Regions from separate parts of the Homo sapiens genome. Here region 1 is linked to region 2. A link is an interaction called in ENCODE POLR2A ChIA-PET data of the cell type or tissue named here. Cell type or tissue: HCT116. All regions are shown on one strand. Each heading gives the region's core, and the rest is flanking DNA. Links, peaks and the distances in the headings are about the cores only.

Region 1 (5,382 bases), core at 173-5,172, 570 kb after region 2:
ATACCCTCTTAGTGTTGTGCTGCCTTTCTATACCTGTGGTTTAAATAAAGAGCAAAAAAGGTAAATAATATTATACAATTAAAATGAAAACACGGCCAGGCGCGGTGGCTCACGCCTGTAATCCCAGCACTTTGAGAGGCCAAGCCGGGCAGATCACAATGTCAGGAGATTGAGACCATCCTGGCTAACACGGTGAAACCCCGTCTCTACTAAAAATACAAAAAATTAGCTGGGCGTGGTGGTGGGTGCCTGTAGTCCCAGCTACTTGGGAGGCTGAGACAGGAGAATGGCGTGAACCCAGGAGGCAGAGCTTGCAGTGAGCTGAGATCGCACCAATGCACTCCAGCCTGGGCGACAGAGCGAGACTCTGTCTCAAAATAAATAAATAAATAAAATGAAATAAAATAAAATGAAAACACATTTTGCAAATCCCTAACTTAGAGCTGGCAGTCTTTTCCTGGCTATTAAGCAAAAATATCACAATCCCCTTCACCATTGTTAACTTCATGCTTTGTTAACATCTATTTATCCAGTTTCTGTGGTCTTTGATTTGGCACTGCCTCCTGCCTGCTTTTTTGGCTAGTTCACTGCTAATTAACGCCTCTCTCACAGAGTAGGCAGGAGAAATCAAAGGCCCTAAATTTCAGACTGGCCCTGTTTGCTCTTTGTTAGCTTCTCTAATGAAAAGTTTCATGGGGCTGATTGGAATCTTGGTATTAAACAGAGTTTGGGGGTGATCTAAGGACTTTATTATCGATGCTTTTCCTATTTTCTGTAATTGAAGTTGGCTGTATTGTCATTGGAGAAACAGACAAAATGGAAGAGTATACCACGTTGGTATTAGGGAACTTAGATTTGCGTCTTAACTAGGCCACTTAGCCACATGGCTGGTCTTTCTCTCCCATGTGTCCTACCCATCTGCGATGGTGCAGTTAGATAGGTTGCTCTCCCAGGCCCCTGATGTCTCTGTATCCTGTCGTTGCCTCCCTTGAAGGTCATGAAACGAGTGCGTACCGAGCAGATTCAGATGGCAGTGTCCTGCTACCTCAAACGCCGGCAGTACGTGGACTCAGATGGTCCCCTGAAGCAAGGACTGCGGCTGTCACAGACTGCTGAAGAGATGGCGGCCAATCTAACAGGTAATGGTGGGGGCTCGTCTGGTGGGGTGAGCCTGGAGCAGGAGAACTCACGTCAATATCCATGTGGAATTACTTCTCCTCTTCTCAAGACAGTGCCAGAGAGAGCAGACTGACCAAAAACCTCAGTGAGCTACGTTAAGTGAATGATGTTGGCCTCAGAGACCCTGTCTGTCATTTAGAGCGGTGCTCACATTGTCACTTCTGATAACCTCTGTGATTCCCCTGGCTAAAGTCATTTCCTTCCTCAGGACTTCTCAGTTACTTTATCTGTACCTGAAAGTACGTGCAACTTTTTCCTTCTGTAAACAATTAACCTACAAGACCCTTAGGGACAGGGTCTCCCTCTGTCCCCTTCTTGCACAGGTCCCCTCTCCTCCAGCATGGAGCCTCACATGTAGAAGTCAGGTTTGTTGAATAAATTGGTACTTCAGGATCTGTAGTTGGAAATATTATTATTATTATAGACACATTCCTGAAGTTTTTTTAATTTGTTTTTGTTTTTTAATGTTTTGAAATCCGATTCTATTTTAGAAAAACTTGAGTTGACTCCATCTGGATTAATAAGTATAGTCATCCCTCAGTATCCATAAAGGATTGGTTCCAGGACCCCTCCATGAATACCAAAATCCACGGATACTCAAGTTCCTGCCTGATAAGATGTGGTATAATATTTGGCATAGCAGGTTACATCTACAGACATCCTCCTGTATTCTTTAAATTGTCTTTAGATTACTTATAATTCCTAATACAGCCTACATATCACCTCATTCACATGGATTCATCATAGTATTCAGCACCTGGTAAATTCAAAATTTGCTTCTTGGGACTTTGGTGGTTTTTTTCCCCAAATATTTTTGACTTGCAGTTGTTTGAATCCATGAATGTGAAACCCACAGATACAGAGGGCCGACTGTAATTGTTAGCTATTTTGTGAGTTCATGTTTTTATGTAATATGACTTTATGACTTTCTTCTTCTTCTTCTTCTTTCTTCTTTTTTTTTTTTTTTTTTTGAGACAGAGTCTCTCTCCATCACCCAGACTGGAATGCAGTGATGCAGTCACAGCTCACTGCAGCCTCAACTTCCCAGGCTCAAGTGATCCTCCATCTCAGCCTACCAAGTAGCTTGGACCACAGTCATGCACAACCACCTGGCTAATTTTTTTTTTTTTTTGCTTGTTATTCTTGTTAGAGGTGGGGTCTTACCATGTTGTCCAGGCTAGTCATGACCTCCTGGCCTCAAGTGATCCTCCCACCTTGGCCTCCCAAAGTGCTGGGATTACAGGTGTGAGCCACTGTGTAACAGGACTTTCTTTTACTGAACTTATTTACTAGTGATTCTGGGGGAAAAAAATTGCTGGGATACTTTAGGGTGATTATAAACTACTTCAATGGCTGTGTGTGGAGGTGGAGTTAGCAGTGATTTCTGCAGCTCAGCCCTGGTTCCCTTTCTTATATGCTCAGGCTACATTCTTCTCTCTTCTTTGTTCCTGGGCTTTCTGTGATCTTCCAAATATCTTTCACCACGTGCTCCATTTCTTAATGGTTTCATCCTCCATCCTAGTAGCCGCAGTTACCTCAGCTCCCTCTTTTCATATACCTTCAAAGTCAAGGACCCAGGGTTCATTGCCATAGGAAGAGAGTGCTAGGACAGTAACAACCTGAGGATGCTCTCAAAGGAGTGGTTCCTGACTTCCTCTGAAACACTAACAGAAGCCCAGTCAGCAGCCTGCCATCACGTATTTCAGGGTTGGATCCACCCATTATTCCTTGCCTTCAAACTCCTCAGAGATACCCTTGACCAAAACAGGGCCAGATGATGGCCTTGGTATAGAATACTAAGTGCCTTATTGTTTGAATAGGGGAGTCCATTTACAAGGCCTCTGTCCCATTGTAGAGTAATTCCTTCTGAACATGCCATCCTAGCCATTTAAAAAATCTGCTGCCCTGCATCCTTTGGAACCAGAGAGCAGTAATTCTTGCTGTTGTTGATAGAAAGTAGGAATGAACAATATTAAACAGACTTCCAGAACTTTGCTCGTCTAAGTTGTCTTAGTTTCAATAGAATAGCTTATTAGGAGAAAGTGTTATTGCTGGAAAACCACCAGGAAAAGTGAGAAACATGAAATATGATTATCAGAAGATTTTGTCCTAGATTTTTCCATTAATTGAGTAATCTGAAGAATTCTTTTTTCAGCAGACATTTAGTGAACATCTGCTATAGGCCAAGTGCTGAAAAGTTCTAGAGATAGCTACGATTTGACCCTAGCTCTGAGAAGCTAAGTGTTCTAATTGGGAAGTGAGGCAGGTAAGTCAGTGATTGTAGAAGAGCATGAGGTAGTAAGTTCTGTGAGGGGGAGGTTCAGTGGTAGCAGAAAAGATCATCCAAATTAGGCTGGCAAGCCAAGGAAGGATCCCCAAAAGGCCTTGTGATTCCTGACATATAGTTGGGGGTCACTAAATAGTTGAAAGAGTGAGCTGAGTTGCAAAGGAACCATTAGATGTTTACCAGGGAACAAATTGGAGGAGGGTATCCAGGTTTTCAAATGTGAATTTTAGAAAACTCAGTCTGGTGGCAGTATTGATAAGGCAGCCCAGATTAGAATCGAGGAAACTAGTTAAAAGACGCAGTCCAGTGAGAAGTGAGGACAGCCTCAGTTGAGGAAGTGGTAATGGGAGTGGAGAGGAGAGGATATATTTTAGGAATCTGTAGGACTTAGTGACAGAGTAACTAAGCGGGGGGCAAGAAGAAGGAGGAGGAGTCCCTCCCTTGCATGCAGGCTTGCAGCAGGTCCTCTCTTCTGACTGTCTCTTCCTTCTCCTGGAGTAGGTTGGCTTTCCTCTCACCTGTGTTTCCCTTTCTACGTATTTCCTGTTATGGCGCCCTCAGTCCTGCCACATTCATCACCATTTCTCCATCCATATTCCATTGACAAAATGCATTCATGTTTCATTCAGGACGCGGTTAAAGGTGGCTTCCCTTGGTTTTTAGCCACCTTCTTTCCCCGGTGTTCCCCACTCCTCTTGTAAACAGGAGGAGAATGGTTTTTGTTTTTTGTTTTTAGAAAGCATAAACTCACAGATTGGAGATTAAGTGTGTGTTTACATACTGAATATTGAGACTCCAGCCTTGTTTCCCCTGCACCAATTCATATGCCCGGAATACTGCAGCCAGGCACACATGCTCCAGGAAGGCAAGTAAACAATCCTTCCCTGGTGAGTCCAACTTGCCCAAGAAGAAAGACGAAAAGACAGTGATGTTGGGACATTGCTCACCCTGGTCACCCTGGAGGATGAGCCTCACCACCCAGAGTGCCTCACCGTAAGACAGCCAGGGGCCATTGAACCCTAGAAGAAACATATCTCATAAGAAGGGCAGATGGAAAGAAACAGAAGAAAACTTCAAAAATACCTTGTTTTAAATACTTAAGATTCAAAAAGCATAGCGTGTTTAGGGGAAAAGAGAATGTTGAGAATGAAAAAAGTTACCAATTAGATACATGATAGTAAAAAATAAAAACTCATTAGGTATTATAAGTAATGTAGGGGGAAATAGTAGAAGGGCTGAAGGGTGAGGAAGGCTTTCAGAAAGTAGAGCAAAAAGACAAAGAAATGGAGTAATAGGAGAAAAAAATTAAAGGATTGGTTCAGGATATCCGACCTTGAAATTGTAGGAGTCTTGGAAGATAGGGAATTATCAAAATGATTCCAGAAAACTTCACAGAACTAGAAGACATGAATTTCCAGATTGAAAGGGCCCACTAAGTGCCCAGCACAGTGATTGACAATGAACCCACACCAAGGCACCTGTGAAATGTCAGAACATAGGATCAAACATTTCCTGATGAATCTCATGGATTGATGTACCTGTCCTCTCTCATTCACCTTATCCTGTGCTTTATGCCTTTCCTTCCCTGGCCTTCATTTTATTGGGCTTCAGGAGGGAGGGGAGAGAAACAAGTGTCATCAGTCTGTCATGTTTAACCAGGACCCAGCATGCTTTGGAAACCTGCTGAAATGTCAGTTGCTGTGCGTGTGTGCACAACACCCTCCTTCACCCATCCTGCCACGTACTGGGTTAATAATCGTCTCTCTGTTTCCCGCCCTGACTTGTGTATCTTCTCCTCTTTAGTGCAATCAGAATCTGGTTGTGCCAACATAGTGTCTGCAGCCCCTTGCCAGGCAGAACCCCAGCAATATGAAGTACAGTTTGGACGACTGCGGAATTTTCTCACTGGTAAGTAC
Region 2 (5,382 bases), core at 167-5,166:
AGTAGAAAAGCTAAAACGTCTCTGTTAGGATCAGTGGCAATTCACACCCTGGATTTAAGTTCTCTTAACACATTTCATCATTCCCATTTCATTCATCTTTACGTGAACATTAGCAATTTCTGTTCTGAGAAATCCACTGTCTGGGGTAACTGAACCAACAGCACATCGGGGAGGGGTGGCTGTGATGAAGACACAGCCCAGGACCAGGATGGGGAGGGGGCTCAAGGAGAATCCAGACGGCCTTAGGACTCTCCTTTCTGAACTCTCTCCCTACCCTCGTCTCTCCTAAGCCTCAGCCCTTTACACAAGGTTACTAAGGAATACAAGAATGACACTAAGGTCTCATAAAGGCAAAGAGAAAATCTGCTCCAAAAGGCCACGTTGACCAAAGGGTGAGAGATCTCCAACAAGAACCTCATCAACAGCTGTCCTCAGAGGCAGACCTCGGCCTTCTAGCCCCTACAGCTGCCCCTGCTCCTCTTCCGGCCCCACTCCTCTACTGGCCCCTGCTCCTCTTCCGGCCCCCGCTCCTTTGCCAGTCCTTCTGCCAGCTGGCTGGCTGGTCAGATTCAGAGACAATTACAGGGAGAAACTTATTTTTCAATCCAGAAGTTTTTCCACACCAAGGGGAAAAAATGACATTCTTCTCTATCAGATAGATTTCCAAAATACAAAATATTGACTAATATACATACTCTATTTGAAGACAATATTTTAAAAACCAACACTGAAAAAAAAAATTCAGTGGTTCCAAGTAGAAAGCATGATGCTGAAATAGAAGCAAGGGTCACAGAGTTTATGGGCAAAAACTCATCCACAGTAGACCTGAAATGTGGTATGAGGGTGGGGGGAACTACAGAGATATATTTTTACAGCATGTAAAAGAAAATAAAATTGGTGATTCCAATCTGAGAATAGAGATTAAAGGGAAATGGTAAGACACAGTTAACAGAATCAAAGAGTTTTAGAGCAAGAATGTATCTAAATTTTACAGACAAGGAAAACAAAACCCAAATACTCCTTAACTTGTCTAAGGCCACAGGACTGGTGGCACAGCTGAGCCTAGAGCTCCCGGCCATCATCCTTGTTCCGAACCCAGATCCCGTGCTCCCAGGTTATTGTTCTTGCCCCCATTCCATGACTTCCAGCTGGGACTGCCACTTGGGTGGTATACTTTATACAAATTCCAGATTCTTCCCCAAAGTACGATGAACCAAGGCAAGAAATAGAGTTAAAACAATAATCTGGGTTTTTGTGACCACGGCAGCCCCAAGAGTGGTAGTCTCCAAAGTGGGGCCACATAAGACAATCTTCTGGGGCAAAGAAAGAAAATGACAGACATTGTCAAGTATTTTCCTCATCCTTTATAATAGCTTATTTTAAATACACTTTATGATACAAACAGGAGGCAGGGAAATACTGGGTAGGAGAGAGTGGTCCCTAGCAAACGCCACACCCTCAAGCCTGGAACCGTAGGGCCCAAAGTGAGAACATGCATTTCTGTTTTCCTGCCCGAATGTTGCCTTTTCCAAAACCACCCCGGCCCGCCCCACCCTCCATCTTGTACCCATAAAAACCCCAGGCCCTACCAGCAAAGCAATAGAGAAGGAGAGAAGAAACAGCCGGATGTTGGAGAGAATCAGCTTGATTTCAGAGGGACAGCTTGACAGCAGGACTTTGGAGAAGAGTTTGGCTGGGGACAGCAGGACTCCAGGGGAAGACCATCTTCCCACTTAACCCCCTTTCTAGCTTCCCATCCCACTGAGAGCCACTTCCAGTGCTCAATAAAGTCCTCCACATTCACCATCCTTCAATTTGTTTGCACAACTTGATTCTTCCTGGACACCGGACGAGAATTCAGGTACCAAGAGGGTGGATGCAAAAGGCTGTCACACTGACCTTGCACTGAGCTAACACTTAAGTCATCTGTGGACAGCAAATCTAAGAGCACACTGTAACATATGCCCTCTAGGGCTCCAGGGGTCACAGGTAGCCCCACCCAGATGCTGCCGGGGGGCTGCACAGAGTTCTACTCCTGCCGATGCCCAAAAGCACTCACCCCAGCCCCTGCACCCACTCACCTGCATGCTGCTCCTCCCATGAGGGGCTGAGAGCTGTGGGCTGAGTCCTGTGAAGGGGTCAAGGGAACTATCCCATTTCATTTAGAATGTATCAATAAATCTGTACGGCAATATGCATGTAATTCCTAAGTAAGCATTTTAATACATATGTGTGTGGGAGGTGGTCTAAATATACGTCTGTTCATAGAGTGTGCGATCAGAAAATTGGAGACTGTTGGCCTGGAACATCACTGCTCTGCCCTGTTAGATCTGGCTCCTTCATCTGTCAGTGGGTTCTGTGGCCATAAAAGCATCCAGCTTGGTGTCATGTCTTCCCGCCCATCTGTCTACAACTGCTACATGCCCAACACACAGAACACAGGAAGCCACTGAGCTTCCTGAACACACCACTGACACACTGGGAAGTGCCATGGCCAGCGGTTTCTTGCAAACCATAAAACTTTAGCTGTGTTCCTCATGCTTAGGGAAAATGTATTTTTCAATCACAAGAAAATAATTTCTAACAACAAAAAAATTATGTGTATGTTGGTTTAGTAAGAAAAATGGTTTCAACATAAAAAGGAAAGAAAGCCCTTTGGCAAAATAAAAAGACATTGTGCATTTATCAAAAATTACTACTAATAACTCAAAAGAGAGGCAAATCAGTACATTCTGATCTCTTTGAAGATAAGAAAACCAACTGTATGCAATAGTTAAGGATATGAAAGGCAGAGTCAATGTGAGCACTCAAATGATTTTAAGTAAGGTATGACTCTCAATGGTCAAATCCAGCCTATGACCTGAAGATGGCTTTTCCCTCCCTCTCTCTATTTGCCTGAAAACCATCAGAACACTTGTATGTTTTTAATAGAAGATAATCCATAGGAAGTCTCTCATTAATCCACACAACAGAAGTGTGTATCCTAGCTTCCTATTATTATAATAAAGGAATATTAACTATTCTATTCAGATGCTCCCCATTGTGTGGGTAATGTTTACTTTACATATGAAAGAACTGTGGCTCAGGGCTTCATGACTCATCCAGGAGCTGGAAAGATGACAGGGAGGCCGACTTAACACACAAATTGACTGCATGCATGCGTCCAGTCAGAGTTCCTGGAGGAGACAGTGACATACCTGCATCTGGTGTAGGTGGGACAACGCATGGGGAGGGCACAAAGGAGGGGCTTGGACTCCCTGGGGTGACGCTTGTCCAACCACAGTCAAGAACACAACGTGCAAACACTCTCACCAGCAAACACTCTCACCAGCAAACACTCTTGCCAGCAAAGCAAACACTTCATAAACGGACGTCCAGTTCCCAATAGGCATGTAAGGAGCTTGAAAGTCGTTATTCCGTCCTAACAGTAAAAAGCTGAATAAAATGAAAAATCAGCACTTCTTAGAGATCTGCCTTGGATCTGTTGGAGAAATGTCACAAGCCACAGCCCCCCAAATTGGACAGGTGAATACAAGGAATCACAATTCACTGGAGCAGAAGCCTGTAAGTAGAAACCCCTGAAGATCCACTACGGGGGTAGGAAAACCTAAACTGTAGTGGAAAATTCCTGGAGGCTCACTGTGGACAAGCCTAAGAGATTAAAAACTCCAGGGGGACCCAGTCATGGGGGTGTGGCAGCTATATTTGTGTGAGTTTTACCTCCTGGAGCTCTACCAGATCCTCACAGTGAATATTGAAGAAATATCCCCTCATGCTTACAACAGTGAGAGGGGAAAATAACCATTTTGAAAGAAGCCAGGGCACTGTGTTCTTATTAATAAGGCCTGCCATCGGGAGAAACTATTTAAACAGGGACTAAACTGCTAGCATTTATCAGAGCCTGTCCAATCTGAGGAACAGGAAATAACCAGCCTCTGCTAGACTTTAGTATCACCTAAGGATGTGGAGAGGGGGAAGCTGAGAAGCAAATGTGAGGCTCACAGCCCAGACACAAAGGTTCCCTAAAAGAATGAGACCAAATCATAGGACTATAGCAAGCTTCCCCTCCCACTACACCTTAACACCACACAACTAAAGGCCTGTTTACCAGGGTTCCGTGCACCAAGTCCATCACATCCAGCTTTCAACATAAAATTACAAGGCACACTAAGAGGTTAAACACACACACACACGCGCGCACACACACACACACACACACACACACACGCACGCACGCACAGTTTAAAGAGACACAGCAAGTATCAGAACCAGACTCAGATATAGAACAATGTTGGAATGATCAGATCAGGAATTTAAAACAACTATAATTAATATGCTAGGGACTCTAATGGAAAAAGTAGGTAACACACAAGAACAGACAGATAATGTAAGCAGCGAAATGGAAATTATGAGAAAGAATCAAAAGGAAATGCTAGAGATCAAAAACACTGTAGAGAATGAGGAATGTCTTTAATGGGCTCATTAGCAGACATGACATGCTGAGGAAAAAAATCTCTAAACTTTAGGACATGACATTAGAAACTTCTAAAACTCAAATGCAAAGACAAAAAAGATGAAAAAAATTGAAATAATATCCAAGAACTGTGGAACAATTACAGTGGTGTAAATATGCATGATGGGAATATCGGAAGGAGAAGAAAGAGAGAAAGGAACAGGAGAAATACTGGAAGCAATAATGACTAAGAATTTCCCCAAATTAATGTTGAACACCAAAACGCAAATTAAGGAAACTTAGAGAACACACAGAATAGTATAAAGGCTCCAAAAACTACACTGAGGCATATCATATTCAAATTGCAGAAAATCAAAGATAAAGAAAAAAAATTGAAAGAAACACCTTACCTATCAATAGAGGAGCAAAGAGAAGGATTATAACTAATGTCTTCTCAGAAACCATGCAGGAAAGAAGAGAGGAGAGGGAAATATTTAAAGGGCTCAGAGAAAAAAAAAATGACCACCTAGAATTCTGTACCATTTAAGATTGATCTTCAGGCCAGGCGCGGTGGCTCACGCCTGTAATCCCAGCACTCTGAGAGGCCAAGGTGGGTGGATCACGAGGTCAGGAGATCGAGACCATCCTGCCTAATGTGGTGAAACCCCATCTCTACTAAAAAAATACAAAAAAATTAGCTGGGTGTGGTTGGGCGCCTGTAGTCCCAGCTACTCGGGAGGCTGAGGCAGGAGAATGGCATGAACCTAGAAGGCAGAGCTTGCAGTGAGCTGAGATAGCACCACTGCACTCTAGCCTGGGTAATAGAGCGAGACTCTGTCGCAAAAAAAAAAAAAAAGATTGATCTTCAAAGATGAAGAAGGGATAGAGACTTCCTCAAACACAAGTTGAGGGAATTTGTTGCCAGTAGA

The links. Peaks named below come from ENCODE experiments on the same cell type or tissue, not always from the same donor. Only the 100,000 strongest peaks of a DNase experiment are listed, where the experiment ranks them.
Region 1: POLR2A ChIA-PET joins it to region 2 with 6 read pairs; 2 of 35 experiments call an interaction of 5 or more read pairs at or near these places.

The regions. Positions count from the first base shown.
Region 1 is chr1:229,610,098-229,615,479 of GRCh38, reverse strand. It overlaps TAF5L (TATA-box binding protein associated factor 5 like), which reads left to right. Exons shown (of 5, transcript NM_014409.4): 2 at 995-1,139; 3 at 5,270-5,374. The coding sequence starts at 998. Among named protein-coding and RNA genes, the nearest start is that of TAF5L, 13 kb to the left of the region's middle. In HCT116, for the core only: no CTCF peak of the experiment used is centred there; no DNase peak of the experiment used is centred there.
Region 2 is chr1:230,184,119-230,189,500 of GRCh38, reverse strand. The region is part of intron 2 of GALNT2 (polypeptide N-acetylgalactosaminyltransferase 2); the gene reads right to left. Among named protein-coding and RNA genes, the nearest start is that of GALNT2, 120 kb to the right of the region's middle. RefSeq lists enhancers at 2,318-3,056, 3,057-3,795. In HCT116, for the core only: no CTCF peak of the experiment used is centred there; a DNase peak (open chromatin) is centred at 3,150.